3 separate regions of the Mus musculus genome follow, and regions 1 and 2 are each linked to region 3. A link is a loop called in an ENCODE intact Hi-C map of the cell type or tissue named here. Cell type or tissue: heart. All regions are shown on one strand. Links, peaks and the distances in the headings refer to the core of each region. The heading gives the core; the rest is flanking DNA. Region 1 holds the start of Lrp1 (low density lipoprotein receptor-related protein 1). Region 2 holds the start of Zbtb39 (zinc finger and BTB domain containing 39). Region 3 overlaps Lrp1 (low density lipoprotein receptor-related protein 1).

Region 1 (5,071 bases), core at 1,400-3,899, 52 kb after region 3:
TGTAAGATGCTACGAAGCTGTTGTCCTCAGTGAGAGGCAAACCTGACAGGAAGTCACAAAATCTCACCCCTTCTCAAGTTAGGGACCCAGCCCAATTCAACCCCATGACCCCAGCGTGAAGCCTGGGCAAGTCTTGAACTGGGGACTCATGGAAGAGGAAAAACAGCTGACAGAAATAGGGACGAGGGGCATGCAATTCCCCCAAAACAACACAGCAGCCCAAACCTAACTAATATACAAAGTGTATGTATGAAGTGAGACAGGGCTGGGCTTTACACATTTACTAAATGAGCAGGATTGGGGGCATGGTCATAACCCCCATCCCAACCTCCAACTCTCCTTCCAACCCAAACTGTGATCAAGCCTGAAATCGGGGAGACAGAGCTTCCTCTGAACCCCTCCCCAGCGTTCCAGACCATTCTCCAGTCTCTTCCAGAATGATGACATCTGACGTTTTTCCTCTCATCTTAAAGCTCCCAGGAATTAAGAAGGGAAAGCCAGCCATAAGCGTCACCAGACCCCTCCATCCCTCAACCGGGCTCCTGACTGAGGCCCTCAGCGGGGAGCTGCTCACTTCGGAACCCAGGCAGGCAGCCCAGGATTCTGGACCCGGGCCTCCATGCCTGGGATGCAGGGCTCATTCCACACCCAAACAGGGGGCCCTGCCTATCCCCACCCACAGCTTTCTCGGCCTGCCTGCCCTTTGGCCAGCAGGGCACCCCTAGCCGGCTTTGCCTTCCAGCCTTCAGAGTCCACTGCAAAAGGCCCTCCGCCCCCTTTTGCAGCGGTACACAGCAAATCCGGATTCCTTCACAATTCAGATGGGGGTGGGGGGGCGGGAGGGTGGAGGATGTAGGGGAGGCAGAGGCCCTCCCGTACCAGAGATAGGAAGAGAAGGCCTCTTAATCCCAAGATCAGAAAAAGGGGGAGCCCTCTTTTCCTACCCAGGCCTCTGGTCTTTGTCTGAGCTGGGGGGCCCTGGAAGCATCATTTGTCCCAGGCTCCCATCCCCCAAATCAGACCCCATCCCCGCCCCCAGTCAGGCCTCTGCTGTGTCAGCTGGACTGGGATAACAAAAGGCACCCCCTCCCGCGTCTCCCTTCCCCATCCAGACGCAGGAGTGGGGGTTGGGGAGGGGGAGCCCCCAGGGGTCCATGGGGGCCGCCGGAATCTCACTCACCATCCATAGTGGCCCCGGAGACCAGAGCTGAAAGCAGCGGCAGCAGCAGCAGCAACGGCGGGGTCAGCATGGTGTGGGCCGATGCAAACAGCAGCCCCCACCCTCTGGTCCTGTTACTTCTTGTCCTCGCCCCCCCCAATTGGGGGGTCCCCCTTTATCTTCCTCTCCCCGACTCTTCTATTCTTATCCTTTCCTTAAGCAAAGCGAACCAGGGGCATAGGTGAAATGGTACAGTTCCGAGCCCCCTGGGAAGGGCCTGCTGACGCGGGTGCGCCCCCTGCCCCCAAATTCGAACCCTTCACCCCTGCTTTACTCCTCGCTCCTCTCCCCCTCCCAGGGCGAAGCTCACAGCCCCATCTCGGAGCCGCCTCTGGCTGCAAAAATGCACAATTGGGAGGAGGCGGGGTGGGGGGTGGGGGGCGTGGACCCGATGGGGGTGCCTTGGTAGGGGCCTGATGGAGCACTAGGGGCTCCCCCGTTTCCGCCTCCTCAGTGCACTGGCCTGGAGCTCGCACCGCTGCTCCCCTGACTGAAGTGCCGCGGGGGGGGGGGGTGGGGGGGAGGAGGGAGGGGGGTGTTCAGAGGGGAGAGGGAGGGGACAGGGAGAGGAGGGAAGGAGGGAAGGGGCGGGGAAAGAAAAAAAGAGGTGGGGGGGGGGGGAGAAAGAGCTACGCGGCAATCCTGACAGTGCGCATGCGCTGATTTGGCGCGCTGCCCTGGGGAGGGGGAGTCGGAGGCGCTACAAGCTTTGGAGTTCTGGGAAGCGGTCCGAGAGTGGGAGTCCCCGGGCACCCTGTCCTCTAACTGCGTCTACCTCATCCCAGCGCTCCCTAGAGCCGGTAGAGCCAAGGGTGGGAATGGGGTAAGGGGCAAGGAGAGCTGCGCTCTAGTGCCTCTTTAAAACTCTATGTCACACCCCAGGATTTCAGATCCCCTCAGTGGGGTCCCGAGCCGCTGTCTAGGCGGAGGCCTGATTTCCTTGGGGAAACCCAGACAGTGCCTCCCTAGCCTAGGGTGGGGGCAGGGGTGGCCGGTCCGCCGGGAAGGTGCGGGAAAGGCTGAGCTTTGATTTGGAGACTTTGTAAGAACCGGTCTGGGATTGGGGCCTGCGTCCTCAGGAGGCGGAGTGAAGGAGTGGCCACATGGACCCGCCCCCACCTCGCTCCAGGGCTCAGAGTAAACAGGGACACCCGCGGGGACACGCTGCAGCTTGTCGGCCCGCCTTGGGCTCAGGGATGGAGCCCACCTTAGTACCCGCCCAGCCCTGCTCGCCTGGCACGGGGCGCAGGAGAGGCAGGCTCTGGTTTGGAGAGAGGTGACTCACCAGAGGGTGGGGTTGGGGTAGAGCCATCCCCTTTCGCCCTGAGAGGTCAGGCTCGATTTTTTTTTTGTTTGTTTGTTTTGTTTTTGATACCTTCTGACTGGCCTCCCACCAAGTCAGGGTTTCAGATGCCAAACTACAGGGAGTTGGAATGAAGGACTCCAGAGCTCCGCTACCAGACACCAGTCCTAGGGGGCTGTGTGCTGAGTGCCGGACCTTTGTCCCCAGTCTCAGTCGGTTTGGGAACGGTACTCTGGAGTCCAGAAAGCATCGGGCGGTTCCTAGGGCCGGCGAACGTGCTTCCGGCCACTGCCCTCTTGTGGGCGACGTTTGAAGACTGTAACCCTTAGTGTCTGACTTTCTCTGTGACCTGAAGTGAAAGTTCTGGAAAGCTCAGCAGGCGACATCCCTGGCTAGAGATGAACTTTAAAGACCAGGGACCAGTACACTAACTCCACAGGAGTGACCCCCACACACACTCCAGCCTGTCACTGGCAGAAAATAGACTTGTCCATTAATGACTGAGAGCCTTTCTTCAATGAGAGCTTATGCGGCTCACGGACAGGCTAACTGTATAGTCTCCCAGGCTGGACTCTCAGGATCCATCTTTCCTCCGTCCAGTTTCCAGCCTGTGCTCAAGTAGAGGCCTGATGTCTTTCTTCCTTTTGAAATATACTGAAGGTTTCCTCCTCCTCCTCTTCCTTCTCCTCCTCCTCTTCTTCTTCCTCTTCTTCCTCCTCCTCCTGTTCCTCCTCCTCCTGTTCCTCCTCCTCCTCCTTTTTTTTTTTTTTTTTTTTTTTCTAGCACAGGGTTTCTCTCAGCAGGGGTGGTCTGTTATTCTTTTATCCAGCTTCCATGGCCTAATACAGTGCCAGGCCCAGGCATGGAGTCACTAAATATTTTTAGTGGATGCTCACAGGCTTCTGCTAGGTCTCCACCCAATATTGTGGTCCAAGCAAAATCTGGTTGAAACTGACCTCAGGCAACGTTGACAGGGAAAAAAAAAAAGATATCAATAGCTACCATGCAGCTTGTAGCCTGAGAAGGCTAAGAGCCTGCCGCTTGGCTTACACAGATGAATCTTCTTCCTGACCTTCTCACCTCGCGTCTCTTCCATGGACCTGTCCTGGGTATTTCCGATAACACTCATCCTTTTATTCTTTGTCTCAGTGGCTACCCTTCAAAACAACAACCACATTAAAAAAGAAAAGAAAAGAGAAATGAAGAAAAGAAAAAGGAAGAAAGAAAAAAGAAAGAAAGAAAAGAAAAGAGACGTGGGGCTGGAGAGATGGCTCAGAGCTCTTGCTGTTCTTACTAAGGTCCTAAGTGTCCAGCACACACATTGGGTTGGCTCATAACTGTTTGTAACTCCAGCTCCAAAGGGTCTGATGCCTTCTTGTGGCCTCCATGGGGACCTGCACACAGGTGCACACTTCTACACACAGATATGAATAAAAAAAATTTTTTTAAAGACTATTTTATTTGGGGGCTGGAGAGATGGCTCAGCGGTTAAGAGCACTGCACTGACAGCTCTTCCAGAGGTACTGAGTTCAATTCCCAGCAACCACATGGTGGCTGGAGACCATCTGTAATGGGATCCGATGCCCTCTTCTGGTATGCAGGTAGATGAGCAGACAGAACACTCAGGTTAAATAGATAGATAGATAGATAGATATTTATACAATGTTCTGCCTGTATATATGCCTACAAGCCAGAAGAGGGCACCAGACTACATTACAGATAGTTATAAGACACCATGTGGTTGCTGGGAATTGAACTCAGGACCTCTGGGCGAGCAGCAAATGCCCTTAACTTCTGAGCCATCTCTCCAGCCTCTAAAAAAAATTTTTAAAAGATTTTTGTTTTTATTGTTTTTAACTATATTCATGTGTGAGTATGTAGAGACCTAAGGCATCAGGTCCCCTGCTTGAGCTGACGCCACCACCACCTAACTTGGGTGCTGGGAACACAACTCTTGTCACCTGGAAGAGCAGGTTCTTAACCACCAAGCCATGCCTCCAGCACCCTTGCCACCTCTTAGGAAGCCTCTTCCAAGGACTGGGATGTAGTTCAGACCACTGAGCACTCACCTGGCATGCACAAAGCCCTGAGCTCAAAGCCTAGCACTGTATACTGTATGCAGTAGCACGCACTTGTAAACCCAGCACCAAGGAGGTAGAGGCTAAAGGAGCAAGGTGGAGAATCAGAGGCCATCCTTGGCTATAGAGAAAGAGCTAGACCAGCCTGTGCTACATGAGACCCCGTCTCAAAAGAGGGTAGAGGAGGGGGCTGGAGAGATGGCTGCTCTTCCAGAGGGCCTGGGTTCCATTCCCAGCACTCGCCTGGCAGCTCACAGCTGTCTGTAGCTTTACTTCCAGGGATCTGACACCCTCACAGACAAACATGCAGGCAGCACACCAATTTACATTAAAAAAAAAAAAAAAGATGTGTATACCCACAGTGGGCATGAGAAAAGGTGGTGGTAGGGGAATACTAGTAGTTTAGGCTGGAATTGTAACAGAAATAATGGAAATTCAACAGGACGGGTCAAATGTGAGATCTTCCGTCAG
Region 2 (5,071 bases), core at 1,537-4,036, 170 kb after region 3:
TCAGCAAAACACCACCATGAGTCTGCTTCAAATGACACAACCAGAGACTTCCACTTCAGGGGGCTGCCTTGCCCATCTGTGGGAGCTGGTCCTGTCATTGGAACATAGTACCAACCTGAAAGGAACTCTTCCATGGAAGAGCAAACTGAAACGCCTCACCCCAAACCATAAGAACAGGTTCCATGGCTGTTGTGTGACTGTCTTAGTTAGATTTTACTGCTGTGAACAGACACCATGACCAAGGCAACTCTTATAAGGACAACATTTAATTGGGGCTGGCTTAGAAGTTCAGAGGTTCAGTCCATTCTCATCAAGGTGGGAACATGGCAGTATCTAGGCAGGCATGGTGCAGGAGGAGCTGAGAGTTCTACATCTTCATCTGAAGGCTGCTAGCAGAATACTGGCTTCCAGGCAGCTAGGATGAGGGTCTTAAAGCCCACACCCACAGTGACACACCCACTCCAACAAAGGCCACACCTCCAAATAGTGCCACTCCCTAGGACGAGCATATATAAACCATCACAGTGAACCTTTGTGGGAGACAAATGACTGTTCATTCCAGATAAGTCACCAATGACAGACCAAAGAAATGACTGCGTTTCAAGTCTAGCCTGGTGAAGCAATGTGTTTAATTAGGCTTTACAGGAGCAGGAGTGAGGGGTTATTAATAAAGTCTGGGTAGCTTACAGGGGCGACATCACCGAAGAAAATAATCTCAGCAATCATTAACTACTTATTCACCCTCAGGGAGATAGAGGCTGCCCTCCATCCCAGCAGCCAATAACTTCCTGTGCTGGTTAGTTTCTTGTCAGTTTGTCACAAGCTTGAGTCACCTGCAAGAAAGGAACCTCAGTGGAGAAAATGCCTCCATGAGACCAGGTTGTGGGTAAGCCTGTGAGATATTTACTTGTTGAAGATCTATGTGGGTGGGACCAGCCCAAGGTGGGTGGTGCCCCCCCTAGGCAGGAGGTTCTGAAGTAGAAGCAAGCCAGTAAGCAGAGTTCCTCCATGGCCCCTGCTTCAGTTTCTTCCTCCAGGTTCCTGCCTTGGCTTCCGTTTATGATAGAACATAAGCTGTGAGCCAGGTAAAGTAAGTCTTTCCTCTACGAGTTGCTTTGGTCACAGTGTTTTATCACAGCAATCTATACCCTAACAAAGACACTGCCTATATATCCTGTAAAGGGGTGGGACCTCATGAGAGCCCTTCCCTCCCATAAGTCCAGTCTTAATGCAGATATAGTCAGTCACAGCTGTAGAATAATTCAAGAGGACAAATGCGTTGTCATGCTCCAAGGATGGCGATCTACAGCAGTCCCCTCTTTCCCTGACTCTTGTATATGTTCTTCCTCGCCTCTGTCATATTTTGTTAACCCTGACATTCAGGAGGAGAAAAGGTCAAGTCCATGACTGTCCAATTAAAGCAGGCTGTATTTTTGGGTGAACCTAGGACAGGCCAGCTGGCTACCAGTTGGCTAAGTCGGGATTTGAGTAAGCAGTCCCTGCCGGCCTTTGGAAGGCTCTTCTATTGGAGAGATAAGGTGTTCACAGGGCCAAGAGGATTGGTTGACACACATGGTGAGAACAGAAGGGAAAAAGGATGGGTGTCATGTGCATGGGGTTGCACGCAAGTTACACAGGCCTAAGAAACAGGAACTGACTCTTAATGGTAAACAGAAACTTTATTTTGCAAGGACTTAAAGTGGGACAAACAGGAACTTCCTTTTGACTATCTCAAGTGCACACAGAACTCTTAACCGCAAGGTACATTTTTCCTGTTTTGGTCTCAGATTCCTTGAGCCCTGGCCGGGATACTACAAACATTTCACTCTGGACCGAACACTTAGTAACTAACTACTTATTCTTTGCACTTACCAGGTCTGAGTCTGCAGGTAACCACTGCCCACTGCAGGAAGCAGCTCCCCTGACCACGGACCACCACGATGATAAAATAGAGGCGTAAACACAAACGTTTAATGGGCAGCTTCAGAAAACGGAGTGGTGGGGGTCATGGTGCTGAGCCAGAAGCAGTGTCTAGGAGACCAGGAGTTTGGGTGTAAGAAAGTCAAGGTCAAAAGGCACCAAAAGGGAACAAGAGAAAGAACCCAGCATGCAGGAATAGGTGGCACACACCCCTGGCACATCCCACCAGGCAGTATGTGCTAAGCTTGATCCTATCAGCAGCTGTGGCTGCATCAGAGAGACAGTTCATGCCTCTGTAAAGTCAAAACTAGAGACTGAACTCATCCAGTCCAGACAGGAAAATTCCCAACACAAGCACTTCAAAGACAGAATATTCTCTGATTTTCATAGCTTCATGTGCTGGGCCCTATCTGAATGCTATGCCACAGAGTGTGCCTTCCTCTAAATTAAAGGTCGGACCTGAGAGGCATCTCCTGTCACTCATCACCCTCGTTTCACTGTCCAATTCCTTTCACGTTTTAGGAACCCAGGAGTGGGTAATAACACAGAAAAAAAACTTTTGAGACAGGCTTTTATGTAGCCTAGGCTACCTTCAAACTTGCTATGTAGCTGAGGGTGACCTTGACCTTCTGATACTTTCGTGTGGATGGACAACATAGTCATTCCCTGGTATGGCTAAAAGGGAGGATTTTGTTTGTTTTAAAAGATTTACTTATTAATACATTTATTATGTATACAGCATTGTGCCTGCACTTATGCTTGCAGGCCAGAAGAGGGCACCAGATCTCATTAGCGATGGTTGTGAGCCACTATGTGGTTGCTGAAAATTGAACTTCGGACCCCTGGAAGAGCAGCCAGTGTTCTTAACCTCTGAACCAGCTCCCCAGCCCACAAAGGGAATGCTTTTATGGCAGATATGAAAGAGAGAGGACAGATAGGCTGGAATTGGCCATGAGACACAGGCCTGGGCTGGAGTTGTGCCTGGCTGGCAGGCGAGGCAGGATGGGAAGGAGCCAGCCTGGGCTGTCTAGGCTGTGTAAGGACGTAGGCAGGGGAGCTTTGGTTTTATGGCTAGTCTTGAGCAGGATCATTTGATGAGCAGATTCAGGAGAAGGGAGGAGGCCAGTGATGGAATTCTAGACAGGGGACGGACCCGTTTAGGAAGACACCTGGGTTGCCACGGTCCAGGTAACAGAGTGACTCCATCTGGCCATCTACCAGGAAGGAGGGTCCGTTTTGGGCTATCAGAAGAGCTTCCTGGGGATCTAACCTGAAATACTCCATTCGTTAATCATCTACCCCTGGTGAGAGTGTCTGGTGCTGCTTCCAGGAATTTGGCATTGTCACTGGGCTCGGACAAGGAAGTAGGCTCAGATAAGAACGTGAGAAACGGTGACTGTGGGGCTTTGTTTGCTACTATGCTTAATCATTACCGTGTGTGATCTCTTTGTTTACTACTTCTCTTGATTACTTTGTCTTTGGTCTAAGAACCATGTTTTTTGTTTTTTTTGGATGTACCTAGAATGATATAAAAGCTAAAAAAATAAAGTTGCTTCAGCCTCAGCCTCAGCACTGGCTGGAGTCATGTTATAGTTTTGTCAATTTTTTTTTCTTCTTTGCAATCCTCACTCCCTCCCTTGAGACCCGGTTGACTGACTGAGCTGGCTTGGTCAGACCCCGCCCCCCTCACCCCCATCCGCACAGTCACATACCTGCACCCGCACACAGGTTTTTAGAAGGCGCCTATATGTGTGCAAGGCAAGGTGACAAGCAGAACTCAAAAGTGGAGCTCTGGCAAAACCACAGATCCCTGCCCTCAGAAAGCTCGCGGGAGTCATAAATTAACTGAACAAGCACACAGATTTTTGCGAGGCTGTTGGGGGACAGGGTTGGTTGGACCTGCTTTTCACTCCCCAGGCGCCACAGCGAGCGGGCTGGTGTGGGCTCGTGGCTCCGCCCGGCCGTCGGGGGGCGCTGCCTCCTCCCGGACGGCGGGGGGCGCTGCGGGCCGGGCGGCGGGGGGCGCTGCCTCCTCCGGGACGGCGGGGGGCGCTGCGGGCCGGGCGGCGGGGGCGGCCCGGGCCGGCGCGGCGAGCGGCTCGGCGGATGGAGAGTCTGGCCGCGGCCGGCGGCGCCGCCTCCTCGTCGGGCCGGGCACGGCGGGCCGGGGCCTTTGTGTGAGGCGGTGGCGGCGATGGTGCTCGGACCCCGCGGAGCCGGGTAAGCGCGATCGGGTCCAGCCGGACTCCCGCTCGGCCTTTCTGTCGCCCTGGCTGGGCGCGCCCCGCCGGTGTCCCCGGCCGGCCCTGTCCTCCCTCCCGGCGACCGGGCCGCGGCTCCCGGGCCTCCGCTCGGCCGGCTCCCGCGGCGCCGGGCCTGGGTCGCACGGGGGCAGCCCGCGCTGTCTGTGGCGACCGAGGTGCGCCTTCCCGGCGGTGCTGCGCCCCAGCCCGGTGCTGTCCCTGCCCTGGCGGATCGCGGGGAGACCGCGGCACGGGCAGACCTTTGGTTGGGGCGTACTCCTTGCAAGTTGTATATCCATGGGGTGCCCGGAGCCTCCCACCGTGGATGAGTGACCGCCAGGGCCCGGGAGACGCGTGGTTGGTACCCAACAATACTCAGACGAGTGCTGGGCCCCCGGGAAAAGTTGGGAATTGTTGGTAGAACCTGGTGCGATGGAGAAAAGGGTTGTGCTGCTCAGGGCGAGTTGTGCGAAGCACACGCATGTGACTAGTTGTTTCTCCGAGGTGTGCAAGACCTGAGATGGGGGAAAAGTGATGTTAAAAACGCTTGCAGGAATCTTTCCCTTGCTTAAGGCATCCAGTTGTTACTGTATAGTTGGTAAAGACAGATACAACGTACCTAAGTAATGTTACATACCACAGTTGTGTTTGCTTTGGCTATGAGTTTAGCTTCATCCACAGAATACAGTAACGTTTGAGAAATTAGCATCCAGAAGGGGTCTGGGAAGGACCAGAGAATAGGCAAGTATCCCATGAAGGGCGAGGTGGGGATTCAAGAGTTTGAGATTTTGAGGTGGGGCTGGTGGTGGCTCTTATCTGTAATCTAGCATTTGGGAGATGGAGGTAGGAGTATCATAATGCCATCAAGATCATCCTTAGTAACAGAGCAATTTCAAAGTCAGCCTGGG
Region 3 (5,071 bases), core at 1,103-3,602:
GGTCGATGCGCTCGATCTTGTCCATCCGAGCATCACACCAGTAGAGCTTGCCGCCCTGTGGACAGATGTACCCAGCTCACCTTGGGGCTAACTCCTGCTTTCCAGTAGGGATCGGCTCCATGTGTAACCACACTTACTGTGTGGACCACACACCCTCACTCTATACTTTTTAATTTATTTATTGTTACTGCCCTCATTTGCAGCATTAGAGACTAGTCCCAGGACCAAGCATGTTAGGCAAATATCATGTTAGCTTCTTATCTATGTATCTATGTATATCTATGTATCTCTATGTATCTATGTATATATCTATTTACCTACACCTATGTTTATTATCTAAAATCTATCTATCTATCTATCTATCTATCTATCTATCTATCTATCATCTATGCATCTATATATGTATCTATTTATCTATCACCTATCTATTTGTCATCTATCAATCTATCATCTACCTATTTATACATCTACCATATATCTATTATGTATCTATCATGTATCTATCTATCTATCTATCTATCTATCTATCTATCTATCTATCTATCTATCAATCTATGTATCTATGTATCTATCTATCTATGTATTTATCTTAAATTTTTGAGGTAAGATCTTACTGAATAGTCCAAGATGGCCTCAAACTTGAAGTAATCCTCCTGTCTCAGCCTCTTGAGTGTTAAGCATATGCTACCACACCCAGCTTTCTCATACTCTACTTCAGCATGACCACCCTCCATCGTCTTAGGGCAGATTACTATTCTCGGTGACAAATGGGTTAAAGGCTGCCACCACCCTCCCTGGTCCACGTCTAACCCTGATGGTTACCACAGGGAAACTGATAGGGAAAGGCTCAGAACTAGGGTTATCGCCTTCATCAGCTCCAGGGTGTATCCGTACCTGATAGTCTACTGAGATGCCATTGGGCCAGCTGATGCTGACATTAACCAACACCACTCTCTCTGTGCCATCAAGGCGAGACCGCTCAATACGTGGGTAATGACCCCACTCGGTCCAGAACAAGTACCTGTGGGTAGGGATGGAAGTGGGGGTGAGAGTCCATCCCACTTAGAAGCTGGGCCTTGTCAGACTATACTGTGGTCAAGAGATCTAAGCCAGCTTGCCTAGCTCCTTACCCCTTCTCTGGGTGGACAGTGATGGCCCGAGGCTTGTCCAGACCCTGGGAAATGACCACATAACGAAAAGAGCCATTGAGCCGGGCAACCTCGATGACATCGAAGCCCTGGTCCGTCCAGTATATGTTGCCTGAGGAGGGAGTCAGTCGGTGGGGTTCAGGGAGATTGGTAGGGAGCCTTGTACCTGGTCCCCTTCCATCCAAATCTTCCCTGTAGCTCCCATTGGCTTCTGCCCATACCTTCAGACTTTACGTCCCCATGGCCTGTGCCTTTCCCCCAAAGCCTATTTTCCTTCTACCATTCATTTCACCTGCGATCCAGTCCACCGCGATGCCCTCCACACGGCCAATACCGTTGGTCACCACATCCTCTCGCCATGTCTGGTCACGCTTGGCCCTGCTGATGGTGCTTAGGCCCATATCCACCCAATAAATAGTGTCATTTTCTGGAAGCAGAGGGGCAGACATGAGAATGCCCCTCAATGCAGAGGCAAGGCAAAGGGTCAAATCACGAGGAGGGTCAGGATAGCACCGAATGGGGGCTGTGGGTGCCGGGTGCTTTCTTGGAAGTGGGGAGGCAGCAGGAAGGAGTGAGGCAGCTGCTACAGTCAGTACAGGCAGCCCTTCTAGGACTTTAATGTGTCACTCCCATAAACTACTGGGGCATGCTGACTAATCCCCGGGACAATAGCTCACCGGCATGGAAGTCGATTCCGACAGCCAGTGAAGTTCCGGACACTGGGACCAGGGCATCCGACTTGTCATTGGGATCTAGTGGAATCCCCCGAATTCCCTCATGTACAGAGTACAGGAGAAAAGAGCCCACACCTGCAACACAAAAACACTTTAAGCATGAGCCTTGCTGACAAAGCTAGGTTCCTGTCACCCTCAAACTGCTTTTCTCAGCTTCCCCTTTGGCAGTTTCTTCTACCCATCTCCTGAACCTCTAAACGCTCACACCATGTGTGAGGCCCGGACCTTGGACAGGAGATGGCAACCTAACTGGCTTCTGAGAGCCCCAGCTCTGGGAGACCACCTGCAGAACCACTATTCACCACAAGAGGGCAGAAAGAGACTTACATTTCTTTCTCAGCACCCTGCCCCAGTCTTCCTTCCAAGGGCCTCAGGGGAGGTCGCAGCAGACAACCAGAGCAGCAAGACTCCAAAATCTAGATTCCCAGTTTGGCACTTGGTCTGACCTTAACTTTCTCATTGCCCTGCCTCTGCTCAGTTCCAAATCCTTTCCCAACATAAAGTTCTCAACATCCTGCTTGCCCCTGGGTCAGTCTTCTTTCCAGTTTTCCTGTTTTTGAGAAGGCACTGCTCTCTATGCATCCCAGAATCCTCCCTGACTCCCATCCCTTGAATACAATGTGTGCCCCAGTGAATCCCTCCATTAAGCCTTGGTTGCTTAAACTCTGTGAAAGAAGAGGAGGAAGAGGAGGAGGAAGAAGAGGAAAAAGAGGAAGAGGAGGAGGGGGGAGGAGGAGAAGAAGAAGGAGAAGGAGAAAGGAGAAGGAGAAGGAGAAGGAGAAAAAGAAGAAGAAGAAGAAGAAGAAGAAGAAGAAGAAGAAGAAGAAGAAGAAGAAGAAGAAGAAGAAGAAGAAGAAGAGACGACCACCACCACCACCACCACCACGTGCAGACACTAAAAGTCTCCCAAAATATGCTCAGTGTACTCAGGGTTCTGAGGAGCCAAACAGTAAAAACACAATGTTTACATGTTGCTCGGCCCAGGGTTCCTTTCTGTAACACCCACCCACATCAAAGCAGGAGGTTTCTGGCAGAGCACTTTGGGGAAAAGTGCTGTCCAAGGGCAAGCTTGTAAACCAGCAGGCTCTTGTGAAGTGCCTCCATGTCTCATCCCTTCCTTGCAAGCCAGTTGAGTAGCCAGGCCTCGGGCCTGCCTCCTCACGCACACACTCCTAATACTCTCCTAACTGGTCTGACTGCCTTGGTTCCTCCCTCCTCCATTCTGCAAGCCTTCTGCCCCTGGGTTAATCTCCAAACACCACTTTCTAGGCACTCCTGGCTGAGAACCCGCAGGTCCCCACCCTAGCTCAAAGCCTTATCACAGTCTTCCCACGCTGCCCTCGACAGGGCTCAGCGGCCCTGGAACTTGACTTCTCAGCTATATTTCTTGCCTCTTTTTTTTTTTTTTTTTTTTTTTTTTGATTTATTTATTTATTATATGTAAGTACACTGCAGCTGTCTTCAGACACTCCAGAAGAGTGCGTCAGATCTTGTTACAGATGGTTGTGAGCCACCATGTGGTTGCTGGGATTTGAACTCCGGACCTTCGGAAGAGCAGTCGGGTGCTCTTACCTACTGAGCCATCTCACCAGCCCTATTTCTTGCCTCTTATGTAGCATGAGTGTCTGTCTCCAAGGCGTGCACACATAGCTGGGATTTAAGTCAGGGCTCAGGGCATGTTAAGCACACCCTATTGTACCACCAACTTCTCTCTTCAAGGTACCAAGCATCAGATTCTACCCACTCTATAAACCCAGGGCACAGCACAGGGCACGCCTCTTCTGCCAAGCTGGCCTGCCTCTGTCAGCCGCCGGTGTCTATCTCACCAAAACCTACTGCAGGTCCTGAACAGTCACTAGCGCTTTGTGGTCCGGCTTCTCACTATGCTGGCCCCACTTTCTGGCTCCAGCTTTTGTCCGCAGTACCCAGAAAGGGGCACTGGATAAGCATTTAGCCCAGAAGCCTCCTGGTAACACACGATGAACACCATCTTTCTCAAACGCATAATGTAGCAATAGGGTAGAAGGGGTCAAGGCTGGACAGAGAGGAAATGCCGGGAACTGACCCTCACAGGCCTGCTGTCCGCTCCGGAGGCTGTAACCGGCTGTACACATACAGGAGCGAGTCGTCTCTGATGTTGGCAGGCAGAGCTGGGAACAGTCTCCGTTGTTGACACTGCAGGGGTTGGTGCCCTCATGCTCTGCGGGAGGACACAGGAGTGAAAAGAAAGGGTGAGCCTTGGTGGGGGACAGGCTTGGGCTGCTCAGAGAGGACAACAGTCACTGGATTCACCCTGGACCTGTCAGGGTCACACCCAACCCAATTCTTAGGTCTCATGTCTTCTTAGATCCCTGGACCTTCTGGCCAGACTGAGTCTACATTTCACACGAGTGGGGGTAAGGTAAAAAGCCCTCCCTCTATGCCCTCACCACCCCCCCCCCCCGTTCTGGAGGCTGCTCATGGTCACAGCCCTGCAGTCTCTCTGCCACCCCTCATCCCTCCCGCCGCAGACCCCCTCCACACACCACATTGTGCGCCCACTGCATACCTAGCTGGATGCTCTCGTCATACACCTTCATGTGCATAACCAACGTGGTACTGTTCCGCAGCACCACGGACCCAGAGCCATCGGCTTTGTTGCACGTGCCCATCTTCTCTGACACCTGATCTGCCCACCACAGCTTGTCCCCTGGGGCAACAGGAGGGAATAAGACTCTTGGGAAGGCTCTTTCCTAGTCCTCTTTTTCTTTTAAATATAGATTTTTTTTTTAAATTAAGATTTATTTATTATATGTAAGTACACTGTTGCTGTCTTCAGACACTCCAGAAGAGGTCATCGGATCTAATTGCAGATGGTTGTGAGCCACCATGTGGTTGCTGGGAATTGAACTCAGGACCTCTGGAAGAGCAGTCAGTGCTCTCAACCACTGAGCCATCTCTCTAGCCCCCCCAGCTCTCTTGCAGAAGTCATTAGGCTTGCAGGGGGTGGAAAGTGGCCTTCAGGATCTCCCCCATCACCTGTTCAGCTGTGCCTAGCCTGCTCTCCTTCCATCCCTCCTTCCACCCGAGCCCTCACCCATGATGGCCAGGGCAGTGGCCTTGCCCAGCTGGCTCCGCATGGTGTCGATGACCTCCAGCTCGCTCCCATCCAGATTGCAACGGTTGATTGTGTGGTTCCCAGAGCTGATC

What was found. Hi-C counts contacts between places; a loop is a spot of excess contacts. Peaks named below come from ENCODE experiments on the same cell type or tissue, not always from the same donor. Only the 100,000 strongest peaks of a DNase experiment are listed, where the experiment ranks them.
Region 1: a loop joins it to region 3, with 4 times the contacts of the local background. A loop is called at or near these places in 30 of 42 quality-filtered maps.
Region 2: a loop joins it to region 3, with 2.6 times the contacts of the local background. A loop is called at or near these places in 4 of 42 quality-filtered maps.

The regions. Positions count from the first base shown.
Region 1 is chr10:127,619,438-127,624,508 of GRCm38, forward strand. Lrp1 (low density lipoprotein receptor-related protein 1) reads right to left here and starts at 1,711. Exons shown (of 89, transcript NM_008512.2): 1 at 1,181-1,711. The coding sequence starts at 1,250. In heart, for the core only: a CTCF peak has its summit at 2,830 (motif pointing left); DNase peaks (open chromatin) are centred at 1,414, 2,344, 2,774 and 3,404; H3K4me3 peaks cover 1,881 bases; H3K27ac peaks cover 1,787 bases.
Region 2 is chr10:127,735,523-127,740,593 of GRCm38, forward strand. It overlaps Zbtb39 (zinc finger and BTB domain containing 39), which reads left to right and starts at 4,008. Exons shown (of 2, transcript NM_198035.2): 1 at 4,008-4,140. In heart, for the core only: CTCF peaks have their summits at 2,692 (motif pointing right) and 3,867; DNase peaks (open chromatin) are centred at 3,039 and 3,999; H3K4me3 peaks cover 883 bases; H3K27ac peaks cover 1,130 bases.
Region 3 is chr10:127,567,459-127,572,529 of GRCm38, forward strand. It overlaps Lrp1 (low density lipoprotein receptor-related protein 1), which reads right to left. Exons shown (of 89, transcript NM_008512.2): 32 at 4,959-5,071; 33 at 4,431-4,571; 34 at 3,948-4,082; 35 at 1,826-1,957; 36 at 1,441-1,575; 37 at 1,131-1,260; 38 at 895-1,021; 39 at 1-55. Among named protein-coding and RNA genes, the nearest start is that of Gm16217, 26 kb to the right of the region's middle. In heart, for the core only: a CTCF peak has its summit at 2,169 (motif pointing right); a DNase peak (open chromatin) is centred at 2,183.